Regions from separate parts of the Homo sapiens genome. Here all the other regions are linked to region 1. The links are chromatin contacts, found by Hi-C or POLR2A ChIA-PET in ENCODE. All regions are on one chromosome and are shown on one strand. The core of a region is the stretch at or near the end of the contact, and the rest is flanking DNA. Distances in the headings are between cores, read along the strand shown. Region 1 has its middle 190 kb from the start of MIR4290HG. Region 2 has its middle 25 kb from the start of GADD45G. Region 3 holds the start of SYK (spleen associated tyrosine kinase).

Region 1 (4,502 bases), core at 551-3,050:
ATGATATTACTCCCAATATCGCAGGGAGTGTACACACCTCTGTGAAAATCTTCCTAATATCCAGAGGGAGAGAGGATGATATTACTCCCAGTACTGGAGGGGGTTTACACAGCCCTGTGATACTCTTCCTAATATCCACAGGGAGAGAGGATGATATTACTCCCAGTACCGCAGGGGGTGTACATAACCCTGTGATATTGTTCCTAATATCCAGAGCGAAAGAGGATGATATGACTCTCAATATCGCAGGGGGTGTACACCCCTCCTGTCTTATTGTTCTGAATACCCTGGGAGGGAGAGGATAAGGTTACGTTGAATATGGCAGGGAATGTACACCCTCCCACTCTGATACCCTTCCTAATGTCCAGGGGAAGAGAGGAAAATTTTACTCCCAATATCGCAGAGGCAGTACACCCCACCTGTGATGTTGTTCCCAATATGCAAGGGGGGAGAGGATGATACTACTCCCAATATCGCAAGGCTGTTCACATCCCCAGTGACATTTTTCCTAATATCTAGGGGAGAGACAATTATATGACAGCAAAGGTCGCAGGGTCTGTACATCCTGATATTGTTCCTAATATCCAGGGGGGAAGAGGATGATATCAAATATGAAAGGGGGTGTACACCCCCCACCCCTACGATATTGTTCTTAATATTCATGAGGGGAGACGATGATATTCCTCCAAATATCGCAGGGGTTGTTGACACCCCCCTGTGATATTGTTTCTGGTATCCAGGGGGGAGAAAATCATATTACTTCCAATATTGCAGGTGGTGTATACCCCACCTGAAATATGGCACCGAATATCGAAAGAGGGAGACGATGATGGTATTAATACCAATATCGAAGTGTGTGTACACGTCCCTTGTGATATGGTTTTTAATATCCAGTGGGCGGGAGGATGATATTAGTCCCAACATCCCAGAAGCTGTACACTACCCCTGTGATATTGTCCCTAACTTCCAGAGGGGAGAGGATGATATCACTCCCAATATCTCGGAAGTTGTACATCCCCCGTGATATTGTTCATCATATCCAGGGAGACACAGGATGACATTCCATTGAATTTCACGACAGGTGTACACGCACAGTGTGATATTGTTCCTAATATCCAAGAAGGGAGAGGATGATATTACTCCCAATAAAGCAGTGGGTGTACATTACCCCTGTGTTATTGTCTCTAATATCCGGGGCCGGGGGAGGCGGGGAGAGGATAACATTCCCTCAAATTTAGCAGGTGGTTTGACGCCCCTTGTGGTGTTGTTTTAAATATCCAGCGGGGAAGACAATAGTACTATTTTTGATACTCCGATTCATCCGCTCCACCTTTCCGGAACTCTGAGGCTGGGAGGCGGCATGCAGTTTCCGTGTGATCCCCAATACCTTTGCCGTCTTCTGTACCAAGGCAGCCAAAAACGCAGGCCCGTTATCTGAGCTGATCCGTAAGGACAGTCGAAATCTAGGAATCAGATCTCGAAGGAGCACAGGGTTTACTTCACCAGCTTTCTCAGTTTGTGTTGGATAGGCCTCCACCCACCCAGAGTAGGTACGCCCAAGAACTAGTAAATACTTGGTACCTCCACACTTTGGCATCTCTGTGAGGTCTACCTGGAGATCTTCAAAGGGGACTGCTCCATAAGCTTGTATGCCGGGCGGAACGGCTGGACCTTGCCTCGCATTATGCTCTCGGCAGGTAACTCACCGCTGCCTCAGCATTTTGGCAAGGGCTGACAAATGTGAGATGTAGCAATACCGGCCTAACAACTTTTCCAGTGACTCCTGACCTACATGGGTGATTTCTTGCACAGCCAGTACAACTGCAGCTCCTAGCAACTGTGGCACAGCTACTCTCACATCTGGTAACTGAATCCATCCTCCCTCCGTCACTTGTCCTTCCCTCTACCTGGAGAAAGTCCTTTTCTTCTTTAGAAGAAGTAGGTCCAAGATCAGGTGCTTGAGGGAGCACTGATGCCCGGAAGGGGGCAGATGCTGCTTTTCGAGCCTCTGAGTCAGCGCGGGAATTCCCCAAACCCAGCAAGGTGGAAGCTCGCTGGTGTCCTCTGCAATGCATGACTGCCACCTTGTGGGGTTCCCATACTGCTTCTAATAATTGCAAGAATTCTTGTTGATATTTTCTATGTTTTCCCCCAGAGTTCAATAGGCAGGCCCTTTTCTTTCTATCACGCTCCATGCACTTGAAGGGTTAAAAAGACATACCGAGAATCAGTGTAAATGTTTACAGTCTCACCTTCACTGAGTTCTAAGGCCCGAATGAAAGCAATGAGTTCAGCTTTCTGGGCTGAAGTGGCCTGGGGCAACAATCTGGCTTCAACAACAGTGTCCAGGGTTACCACTGCATACCCTGCATCTCTCTCTCCTTGGGGGTTGAAGAAGCTGCTCCCATCCACATATAGTTCCCAGTCTACTGATGCCCAAGCCTGGTCCCGGAGGTCAGGTCTGCTAGAGTCAACTGAGTCCAACACTTCTACACAATCAGGCTCGACAGGGCTCTCTGATACCGGGAGCAAGGTGGCGGGGTGTAGGGTGTTACAAACTTCAATGGTTATACAGGGATTTTCACAGAGCAAAATTTGGTGCTTGGTGAGTCTGGCATTCGTTAGCGAATGATGTCCTTTAGTATTCATTAAAGTCACCACAGCATGGGGGGCCTTTATGTTCAGGTTTTGCCCAAGAGTCAGCTTATTTGCTTCTTGTTCTAGCAGGGCAGTTGCTGCCAAGGCCCTCAAACAGGGGGACCATCCTTTAGAAACCCCGTCTAGTTGTTTAGAGAGGTAGGCCACCGGCCTCAGCCAGGGCCCCACAGTTTGGGTTAAAAGTCCAGCTGCCATCTTTTCTCTCTCTGATGCATACAATGGAAAAGGCTTTGTCAGATCGGGTAGCCCCAGGGCTGGGGCTGCCAGAAGTTTTTCCTTTAACTCATGAAAGACTTCCTGTTGTTGGGATCCCCATTCCAAAGGTTTCCGGTGCCCGCCCCCTTTGTGCCCTCATACAAAGGCTTGGCTAATACTGCAAAGTTTGGGATCCACAGTCTACAAAACCCCACAGCTCCTAAGAATTCTCTCACCTGCCTTCTGCCCTTAGGCTCCGGTAGATTGCAAAGGACCTGCTTTCTTTCTGATCCCGGGCTGCGTTCGGACCCCTGTGGGATAGTAAATCCCAAGTAAGGTACCTGCCGTCGGCAGATCTGAGCTTTTGTCTTGGACACCTAATACCCACAGTCCTCCAGGTGCCGGTGTAGGGCATCTGTTCCCTTGGTGCACCCGACTGCCATGGGGTGTCCCAGCAGAAGGTCATCAACCTACTGGAGCAACACGCAGCCTAGGTCTCTGGTGGGAAACTTCTGGAGGTCTCGAGCCAATGTCTCCCTGAAGATGGTGGGGGAGTTCTTGAACCCTTGGGGAAGTCCAGTCCAAGTGTACTGCGTAGTGACACCTGACTCCGGATCTTCCCACTGAAAGGCAAACAGCTTCTGCCTCTCAGGGGCTAATCTGATAGGAAAGAAAGCATCTTTCAGGTCCAAGCAGGTGAACCAGATGTCCTCAGCTGGCAGCAACCCCAACAATGTGGATGGGTTAGGTACTGTTGGATGTAAAGTCAGTGTAGCTTGATTAAGCAAGTGCAAATGCTGTACCGGCCGGTAGTCCTTGGTCCATGGCTTGGAAACAGGCAGGAGGGGAGTGTTCCATGGAGACTGACAAGGAACAATAATTCCAAAAGTTCTTAGGTGCTTGAGATGGACCTGGATACCTTGAAGAGCTTCTCTGGGGACCGGGGCCTGTTTTTGCCTAACCGGCTGGGCCCCAGTCTTAACTGGCCAATCCCGGAGGGTTGTCTTCCCCCCGTACTCTTGGCCACCGCTTAGCCAGAGCTGGTCTTCGCTCTTGGCCCGGCTCAGTTAAGAAAAGTCTCCATTCCTCCTCTCGGGGGACCGTAAGGGTCATAATGACTCCCGTTCCGGGTAACTTTAGCAGCAAAGAGCCGTGCTGTGTCAAAGAGAGAGTGGCTCTCAGCTTGCTGAGCAAGTCCCTTCCCAAAAAGGGCAAGGGACAGTCAGGCATGTACCAAAACTGATGAATGACTTTATGTCCTCCTACAGTGCAAGTCCGAAGCAAGCAGAAAGCCTGCTTTGCTGAAACCCCCATGGCTCCGATGACGTCAATAGTCGTTTCGGATAAGGGGGCGACCGGGGCGGTTACTAGCGAATGTTCAGCACCACTATCTACAAGAAAATCAATGTCTCTACCCCCGACTGTCATTCTGACCAGAGGCTCTTTGGGGACGCTTGAGCCTGGTCTCCCTCAGTCCAATAACCCTTCTGCCAGGTTGAGTAGGGCCCCTTCCTCCTTGTCCGGGGCCTCCTGCTCTGAGTCACCTTGTTTTCTTTTGAGCTGAGGGCATTTGTTCTTCCGCTGTCCTATTTCTTTACAATAAGCACACTGGTTACGCTGCAAACTCTGACAGCCAAGCTGAGTTTCTT
Region 2 (4,502 bases), core at 507-3,006, 650 kb after region 1:
CAGTGGTGCCCTGCCCTGGGAAGACCAGCTGCCTTGGACTTCCCCGATGCCCAGCTCCCCTTTCTCAGCCCCAGCAGTGTGCCAGGTTCCAACACGAGCCTCCCTTTATGCCGGAGCCTGGAAACTCTATTCAGGCAGCCCGTTGGGAAACTGCGGGACTATTCTCATTTGTTTCTTGGCTCTCTCAGGGATCACTGTCCTTCCCTGTCTCCTGTCCAACATCATGAAAACTATTATTTCATATATAGTTGTCTGGTTTTTTAGTTATTTCAAGTGGAAGGGTAAATGTCATCTGTTGCCCCCTCTTGGCAAAAAGCAAGAGTTTTGGACAAGTGCTTACTTTTAATCATCCTTTTCTAGCACATATATTTCAAAAGCACAAATGAAGTGCCTCCTTCATCTTTGTACCTCCAGAGAGTCTAATTCAATGCCTTGTACATAGGATGTGATCAGCAAGTGCTGCTGATTGATTAATTGAGAAGAAATGGTGTTTCTTTGTTGCAGGCAGGGGAAATGATGAAGATGAACCATTTTCCAGCTTTTCCAGAAGTAGATCATTAAAATATGGTTTCTGACTCCAAAACAGCACACAATTTTGTTTTACAACTTTTTTATTTAGCTATGAATGCATATAAACATTTTTTAAAAGGCAAAATCCAAAAGTCTGGCCACTTTTTGGATTATGCTATAGGACTAGATGGATCAAATTACTAAAATTGCTATAATCTACTTCAACCTAGGAATTTGTTTCTAAGGAAATGGGATGTTGTATTTATAAGTACATTTGTATGTTTATTTGGCAAACATTGGGCATCCTCTGGGGCCTTGGGGCCTGGTGCAGCAGCTCAGCAGGGAGCTCCAGCACTGCAGCCTGGACAGCCCTTCATTGGTGGGTGGGCTGACTGTGTAGGGCCCGTCAGACACCTAGCCCCGAGTGAGACGCGCCATGGAGAAAAGGAGCCGTAGAACAACAGTCATGACAAGTGCAAAGAAGGAAAAATACAAATGACTAGGGGGAGCTTAGGCAGAGTCAGGGAAGGCTTCCAGCCAACACCCAATGCACCAATATCCAATGCACGTAAACACAGAATCAAAGAGCGACCTTCATTCTCAGAAATCCTGCCACCTAAATTCAAAGGAAGAAAGTGTTTTCCTGGTGGCTGCAGTAACATAGAAGCCTCCTCTCTCACAAGGGAGTCAGAAAGTCACCTTCCCACCAAAAAAAGGAATGAAGCTCCATCCCAGGCGTCTCTTCCTCGATGATTAAAAAGACCAGGCTGGACCAGGAGACAGTCAGGTGCTTGGCCAAGGCTCCACTTCCCGTGGGTCCTGCCTTGTGGAGGGCAGCCTTCTTCTTCTTCAGTTGATTTTGGAAGTGGAGAGCGCAAGTGACGACTGCTCATTCCAGAGGTTTGGTTGTGAAAGAGAAGGCTGCAGCAGCAAACTCAGGGGAGGCAGGACTCTGGTGTGAGGTCGAGGACAGTAATGAGCATGAACTTGTCTCCAAGATGGGCGGAAGCAGCCAGCAGATGGCTACTCAAACACCATCAAGAGAGGAGGTAGCAGGATGGCTTGGGAAGGCCCAAGAGGTAGGCCTTGTTGGCAGCCAGGGCACAGGGGAAGGCGTTGCCTCCAAGTGGGGCAGAAGCATGTCTTCTGCTGCACCAGGAGGATCGGATGGTATGGATACGCAGAGTCGCCCAGTGCACCATAGACGAGGGCTTTGATGCTTGCTCTCTGAAAAGGAAATGTCACCTCTGTGACCCGAAGCAGACGTGGCCAGCACTGCTGGGCTCTACTGCTAGAGGCTGGGGGTCCGGAAGTTCCCGTTGCATCAGTCATTGTGGTTGTGGGTTCTTCTTTAGCCCAACAGCAGTCTCTGCCCGTGTTCACATACAGGAGGCAGATAGTCACGTGGATAGATTTTGGGTGGGGTTTCCCATAAGAGGGGCAACTAGTGAAGGAGTAGAGGATCTGTACATGGCAGTTGATCAGGTGGAAGCTGGATAAGGGTGAACCGGAACACAAGAGGGAAGTTGCTAGCAGGTCAGGGGCCAAGAGATTGGAAACGCCTACAAAGACAAACTCACACACATAGACACAGTCACCTCTATGCCCAGGTCCTCCCATACACATACACACACTGTCACACACACACACCTGCCAATGCACATTTATACATACACACATCCATGCATACATATGTCCATGCACACATGTCCACATGTGCCCATGCACACACACATATCCACACACATCTGCTCACATACATGCACACACACAGCTGCCATCAACAGCCCTGGCAGAATGAGGTGGAAGAGTGAAACGTTTAAATTTAAAAATTTGTTTTGAAGGCAGTGCCTGGGTTCATCCTAACCCAGGAATATCCTTCTTTCCAAAATATTGCTCATTGTGAATGCAGAACAGCAGTTTAGAACATCTCCCCTCCCAGGCACTTGCATTCTGAGCCAAGGCGTCCATGGCACAGCAGACAACAGGGTGATCTTGGCTCACTGCAACCTCCGCCTCCCAGGTTCAAGCGATTCTCCTGCCTCAGCTTCCCGAGTAGCTAGGATTATAGGCATGCACCAACATGCCGGGCTAATTTTGTATTTGATTGCTATGACATGTTGAATGTGCTGTTCCTCAATAGTAATTCATAGTTCCCCATGGTTTGTGTGTGTTTGCTTCCCCTTCCGCCATGATTATAAGTTTCCTGAGGCTTCCCCAGCCATGCTGAACTGTGAGTCAATTCAATCTCTTTCCTTTATAAATTACCCAGTCTTGGGTATGTCCTTATTAGCAGAATGAGAATGGACTAACCCTCCACCTTCAAAGCCAGCAACAGCAGATCGAGTCCTTCTCACATCCATCAGGCTGATGTCCTCTCTGCCAACCCCTCCCACTTACAAGGATCTTCATGGTTACATTGGGTCCCACATGGATATTCCAGAATAATCTCTTAAAATCAGTTAATTAACAACTACAAGTCTATCTGAAACCTTAATTCCCCTTTGCCCTGTCATGTAACATGTTCTCAGGATCTGGGGATTCAGATGTAGACATCACTGGGGCATTATTCTGCCAACCACAGAGGTCCTTGTGAGAAAAATAAAATCATATGATTGGAAAGGAAGAAATAAAACTGGATTTATTCACAGATATAATAATCTACATGGAAAAATCTAAGGAATGTACAAAAAGCCACTAGAACTAACAAGTGAATTTGGCAAGATTGTAGGATACAAGTTCAATTTTTAAAAATTTGTTGGATTTCTATATACTAGAAGTACACTGAAAGGTGGAAATGTTCAAAACACAATAAAATATTGGAAATTAGCAACATTTACATGACATTGTAACATTTACAGTGACATCAAAGAATATGAAATACTTAGGAATAAATTAAACAAAAGATGCACAAACTACAAAACAATCCTGAGGAAAATTAAAGAAGGTCTAAATAAATGGAGAGGTATACCATGTTCATGAGTCAATATTGCTATGATGTCAATTCTCCCCAAACTGATTTAGAGATTTGGTGAAATCTCAAGTAAAATCTCAGGAGGTTTCTTCTTTTTTGCAGAAATTGAGAAGCTAATTATAATATTTACATGGAATGCAAAGGATCTAAAACAATTTTGTTTGCTTGTGGCCAACACAATTTTGAAAAAGGAGAATGAGGTTTTTTAGACTAACTGCTCATTTCAAGATTTATTATAAATCAACAGTTATCAAGACATTGTGGCATTAGTCTAACTGAAAAAAAACATGTAGGTCAATGGAATGGAATAGTGAGTTCAGAAATAGATCCACTCATGTAGAATCAATTAAATTTTGACAAAGTTGCCAAGGCAATTCAATGAAGAAATGATAATTTTTTCAACAACTGGTACTGAAACAACTGGATGCAAATTTGTCCCATGCAAAAACAAAACAATGAAATGCAACCCCTACATCACACTGTAGAAGAAGACTAATTTGAAATGGGTCATAGATCTTAATGTGAAAGCTAAACTATGAAACTTCTAGAAGAAAACATAAGAGAAAATCTTGGTCACCTGGGGTTAGGCAAAGATTTCTTAAACTGGACCCAAAAAACTAGAACTATATATTAAAAATTTAATAAATTGAACTTTATCAAAATTAAGAATATATGCTCTTCAAAAGACACTGTTAAATGAAAAGGCAAGCTATAGACTGTGAGAAAATATTTGCAAATAATAGAAAAGACTTTTATCTAGAATATATAAGAGCTGTTACAATGCAAAATGAGAAGATAAACAAGGTAATTTAAAAAAATAATCAAAAGATCTGAGCAGACAGTTCACCAAGAAGATATCGGATGGCAGATAAGCACATGAACAGATGTTTATTATCATCATTAGACATTAGGGAAATGCAGTCAAAACACAATAAAGTGTAACTACACACTCACCAAAATTAAAAAGACTGGTAATGACAAGTGCTGGTGAAGACGTGCAGAGACTGGAACTCTCACA
Region 3 (4,502 bases), core at 1,117-3,616, 570 kb before region 1:
TAAAGAGAGAGGAACTGCCCTTCTAATTACTGGAAAGTGTGAAGTATTGAACAACATAAATGCACTTTCCTTTTAAAAGCAAACCGTAGTTCAGTGGAGTCTAATACAGACTCAGTCCCTCAGCTGCAGCTCTAAAAAGCTCTGAAAAACAACACTTTTTTTTTTTTTGGTAAGTCTTAGAGAAGCTCTCGTAGTGATAACACCTGCTCTAAACAGACACACAGCTCTTTATAGTCTTTATTTATTCCACTTAGTGAGAATATTCATGTTCTTAAATGTAAAAGTACAGAAATATTAATGCATGGAATTACAGGATTCTCTCCAGACTATATTGGAATGGCATGTAACCAGCAGGGTCAACATGTATGTTTACCTTTCTAAATTCTGAGCAATGTCTTTCTCAGTTCTGAAATTTAGATTCTAAATTTTAATTCCAAATTCTGAAAAAGCTTGAATTCCAAAATACGTCTTGGCACAAGCATATTGGATTATAACCATGGGCAAACAATGTGCTAAATAAGTGAAGTTCTACTAAGAAGTCTTCCATTAAAAAAAAGCAGAGAGATTAGACCTGCATTTAGAATATTAAATAGGGGCCTAACAAAGATCAGGGTGATTCATTTCTAAAGTGAAATCTAGCAATAAAATAACGTTTCTACCAATTTCATCTCTCAGGAAAGATAAAGACCTAAAGTATACACCCCATTTTTATCCTAGCTTAAAACTTTCTAGTTATTAAGACTATTATAAAATCCTATTTTATATTTCACTTCAAATACAGAGGCTTAAAAAAAAATCTTCCCACAATCCCTCAGTAGAAAAATCTCTTTTTTCCTAGTGTTCAAATCCAACCTTTTCAAATCCAAGGTAGAAGAGTAAGAGGATAAGACACAAATCAAGTAATTTGATTATAATCTCTCATTCAAATACACTTTAAAGTGCACTTCAAATACAGGGGATAATACAAATCAATTTCTGTTTTAATGCAAGAGTTTTCTAAATACGTTAAAACAAAAGTGCCGTTCAGAACAAAAATGATTTGATAAAATAATTTCAACTGACAAAGATTTCTCACTTAAAACACTTAATAATTTACATGTATTTAAGCCTTTTTGAGAAAATATAATTCTATCTATGCACTGCTCGGACTTTCACTGGGGAGAAGGAGGACATCAATGTATTTAGTTGCATTTAATTAAAATGCTGCCTGTGTGAAGGCAATGAATTTGTCCCTACTAAGACAAAGAAGTCAGATGGTAGAATCAATTCCATTTCTTCCAGGAACTCTTAGGGATTAAATGGTTCCTTTTTTTATTTTTAATACCAAGAATCAGATATGGCACAACATCTTCAACTCTTTTTTTTTTTTACTACACGCTGCAATGCTTTGAACTCTACTTGAGTTCGACTGAATCTTTGCTAAGTCAGGCAAAACTCAAAAAATATTTTGCAACACTGTTTCCAACGTAAAAAAAGATTCAAACTCTCACTTCTCCAATTGTCTTTCTAGTCCTTGAACATTCCAACAAAAGAATGGATTGCATTTATATAGTTTTTAGGTGGGCTTAAGGTTTTGGAGCCACATTGCCAAAAACAGACAAACAGACAAAAAGAAACACCCTTAACTCTTAACTCAAATTTACATTTTACTACATAAAACTTTCTTGCTCTCCAAGTTCATTGGCTAAGTAAATTACTTGACAATGAAAATGTATCCACAAGAGTAATTATGCTAAATTTTAGTAGTGGTTCAGAAGGGTTGTTGTTTGAATGCAACTGCTGTTTCTTTTTGTAGTAAAAGATTTGTCTAAGCTCATAAGACGTCTGGACATTTCTACTTTGAGTAACTTTGATAAACACTGCGGCATTTTCCAGTGGATTCGTGTAAATGGCCAAAGGAAAATGTTCTAGCTCCAAGATCGACTTCCTCGCGCTGTGCCTGATCCCAATCCCGCGTCTCCCGAGGGCCGGGCCGCGACCGCACTTTCCGCGCTCCCTGGGGGCCTGGGCGCCCTGGGGTGCCCGGGTCACTTTCCGCACGGTCTGACCTCCGTCCCCTCCGCCCAGGCCTGAGCCCCTCTCTCCCGGCGCAGCTTCTGGATCCCGAGCGCGGGTAGGTTCAGGAGCGAAGCTGGCGGAACCCACCTGTATTTTATTCACATGGTTTCAGCACTTTTACCTCGGCCGATGAAGGTAGAACAAGAAAGGGCATGAAAGCAGCGCGTCGTTCCCCGTAACCTCCTCTCCTTACCAGAAAGTCCCGGCCGGGTAGGGGACGCGGCCACACCTACCTGCGCCAGGTGAGGCGAGGGCGGGCGCAGCGCGGGGCCACCCGCTCCTCCTCGCTCTCCAGCCGCCGCCGGGGTGGCCTCAGCCGCCGGGCCCGCGGCTCTTCCTCATTTTGGGCAACTTCCTTAACGCGCCCGGGCAGGCGGCCCGCACTTCCTCCCAGTGTCGCGCCCCGCCGCCCTGGCCCGCCCTGCTGACCGCGCCCATGAGCCCGGAGCTGGGCGGGAATCGGCTGAAGCGCCGGGCGAGGCCCGCGGAATCGGCCCAGGCGGCGGCAGGTGTAGAGGAGCCCGGGTGGGGCGCGCCTCTCTCCTCCCGCCGGACAAGGGCCCTTCGCAGGCAGAGAAGGTGGGGCTGCCCGGGACATGGACCGCATCGGTCCCCCTCCTCCCCGCCAGCGCGGTGGCTTCTGTGACTGCCCAGGACCCACAGACACCCAGCGGCCCTTTCCTTTTGCTATGCAGTGCCGGGGAAGAGACTCCACTGCATGGCATATTCCCTGGAGTGTATCTTGGTCACCAAACCAACAAGCTCCAAGCTACTGTGCTGGAGCACTCGGGAGGCCTGGGCAGTGCTGAGAGGGACCCTGTAGGTGAACACCAGACTTCACGGCGCACTAGTGGGCAATGGGGCACGCTGCTTCTGAAGGCTTTAATTATTACAAAAGGCTTTGCTTCCTTCTTACCATGACGGCTCTGACGTCCACAACCAAATAAATTAAACCTATAGCCCTAAGAATGGTTTTGAGATACCCGCCTGATACCCTTCTCCCAACCCATCCCCCTTTTCCTTTTGGACATTCCTCTTTAAAATGTTCCCACAAAACGGCATCCAGACCTTCTTGATAACACTGGTTGGCAGTGCCTGTTTTAAAAAGCTTTACCCTAAGCCAAAATGCGAGAAGCAAAAAAATATATATATAATGTGCTGGATTGTAATTGCCATGGAGAAAATATAGGGATGGGACTATTTACACTTATTGGAGCCCCCAGCCTTTTCTGCTTCCAGGGTTATTGGATTTTCATTCATTTTTGCCATTATTTTTTCTAAACCTGTTAAAAGAAAACTTCAGCAGAATTAAATTTAAAGCAGTTTAATTGAGTAATGAATGATTTGCGAATGGGGCAGCTTCCAGAATCACAGCGGATTCAGAGACTCCAGGGATGCCTCATGGTCAGAACATATTTATAGACAAAAAAAGGGAAGTGACATACAGAAATTGGAGGTAAGGCAGAGAAACAACTGGATTGGTTACAGGTTGGCTTTTGCCTTCTTTGAACACAGTTTGAACACTCAGCAGTGTATGAATGGTTGAAGTATGGCCACTGGGATTGGCCAAGACTCAGCTATTGTTAAAGGCACATACTCCTAAATTAGGTTTTCAATCTTGTCTGCCTATTAAGCTAGGTTACAGTTCATCCACAAGGACTCAAATATAGAATACAGAGTCCTTCTCAGATCATACTTAGGTTGCTTTAACAAACATAAATGGAAGATTTTGATAATGGTTATATTTGCTTATCATTGGACTTAATTTTGCTTCAACTACCCGAAAAAATAGCCATTGTTCCTGAGATGGAGCCTGCAGAATGTCTACAGATGGTTTTCAGAGTTGTCAGCATTATTGGAGATGAACACTAGGGGACCAGTGTGTACAAAGCAAACCCAGCCTGCACAAAGATTGCAGTTTTCTCAGGCTTTCACCTGATGGAAATGAGGGGGAAATTCTAGATCCATCTACAACCTCCTTCCTTTACACTGCTGTGTTCCTTTCCCCCTTTGAGTCACCTTCCGCATTACTTAGTATCATGTAGTAATTTTTTTTTTTTTTGAGACGGAGCCTCACTCTGTTGCCCAGGCTGGAGTACAGTGGCCCGATCATCTCAGCTCACCGCAAGCTCTGCCTCCTGGGCTCACGCCATTCTCCTGCCTCAGCCTCCCGAGTAGCTGGGACTATAGGCGCCCGCCACCATGCCCGGCTAATTTTTTGTATTTTTAGTAGAGACGGGGTTTCACCGTGTTCGCCAGGATGGTCTCGATCTCCTGACCTCGTGATCTGCCTGCCTTGGCCTCCCAAAATGCTGGGATTACAGGCGTGAGCCACCATGCCTAGCCTAAAAGATGGTTCACATTATGTATCATCAGGGAAATGCAAATGAAGACAGTAAGATATCAGTATGGCCCAAATTCGGAACACTGACCGCAGTGAACAC

Evidence for each region. Hi-C counts contacts between places; a loop is a spot of excess contacts on that map. ChIA-PET counts read pairs that join two places held with the same protein, here RNA polymerase II (POLR2A). Pooled maps may share reads with other maps.
Region 2: a loop to region 1 is called in a pooled map, with 8 times the contacts of the local background. The contact joins two enhancer-like sites. A Hi-C loop is called at or near these places in 1 of 168 maps with a recorded cell type or tissue (mammary epithelial cell) and 9 of 50 pooled maps. POLR2A ChIA-PET finds 5 or more read pairs at or near these places in 1 of 52 experiments (activated T-cell).
Region 3: a pooled map shows a loop between it and region 1 (4-fold over the local background). The contact joins the promoter of SYK here to the enhancer-like site in region 1. A Hi-C loop is called at or near these places in 2 of 50 pooled maps. POLR2A ChIA-PET finds 5 or more read pairs at or near these places in 3 of 52 experiments (GM10248, Panc1 and activated CD4-positive, alpha-beta T cell).

The regions. Positions count from the first base shown.
Region 1 is chr9:90,224,514-90,229,015 of GRCh38, reverse strand. No RefSeq gene overlaps it. Among named protein-coding and RNA genes, the nearest start is that of MIR4290HG, 190 kb to the right of the region's middle. Within about 2 kb of position 1,800, at least 4 of the 41 ENCODE cell types and tissues checked have a DNase peak (open chromatin) inside an H3K27ac peak, as active enhancers do.
Region 2 is chr9:89,577,519-89,582,020 of GRCh38, reverse strand. No RefSeq gene overlaps it. Among named protein-coding and RNA genes, the nearest start is that of GADD45G, 25 kb to the left of the region's middle. Within about 2 kb of position 1,756, at least 3 of the 41 ENCODE cell types and tissues checked have a DNase peak (open chromatin) inside an H3K27ac peak, as active enhancers do.
Region 3 is chr9:90,799,683-90,804,184 of GRCh38, reverse strand. SYK (spleen associated tyrosine kinase) reads right to left here and starts at 2,366. Exons shown (of 14, transcript NM_003177.7): 1 at 2,292-2,366. RefSeq lists silencers at 2,228-2,387, 2,408-2,617.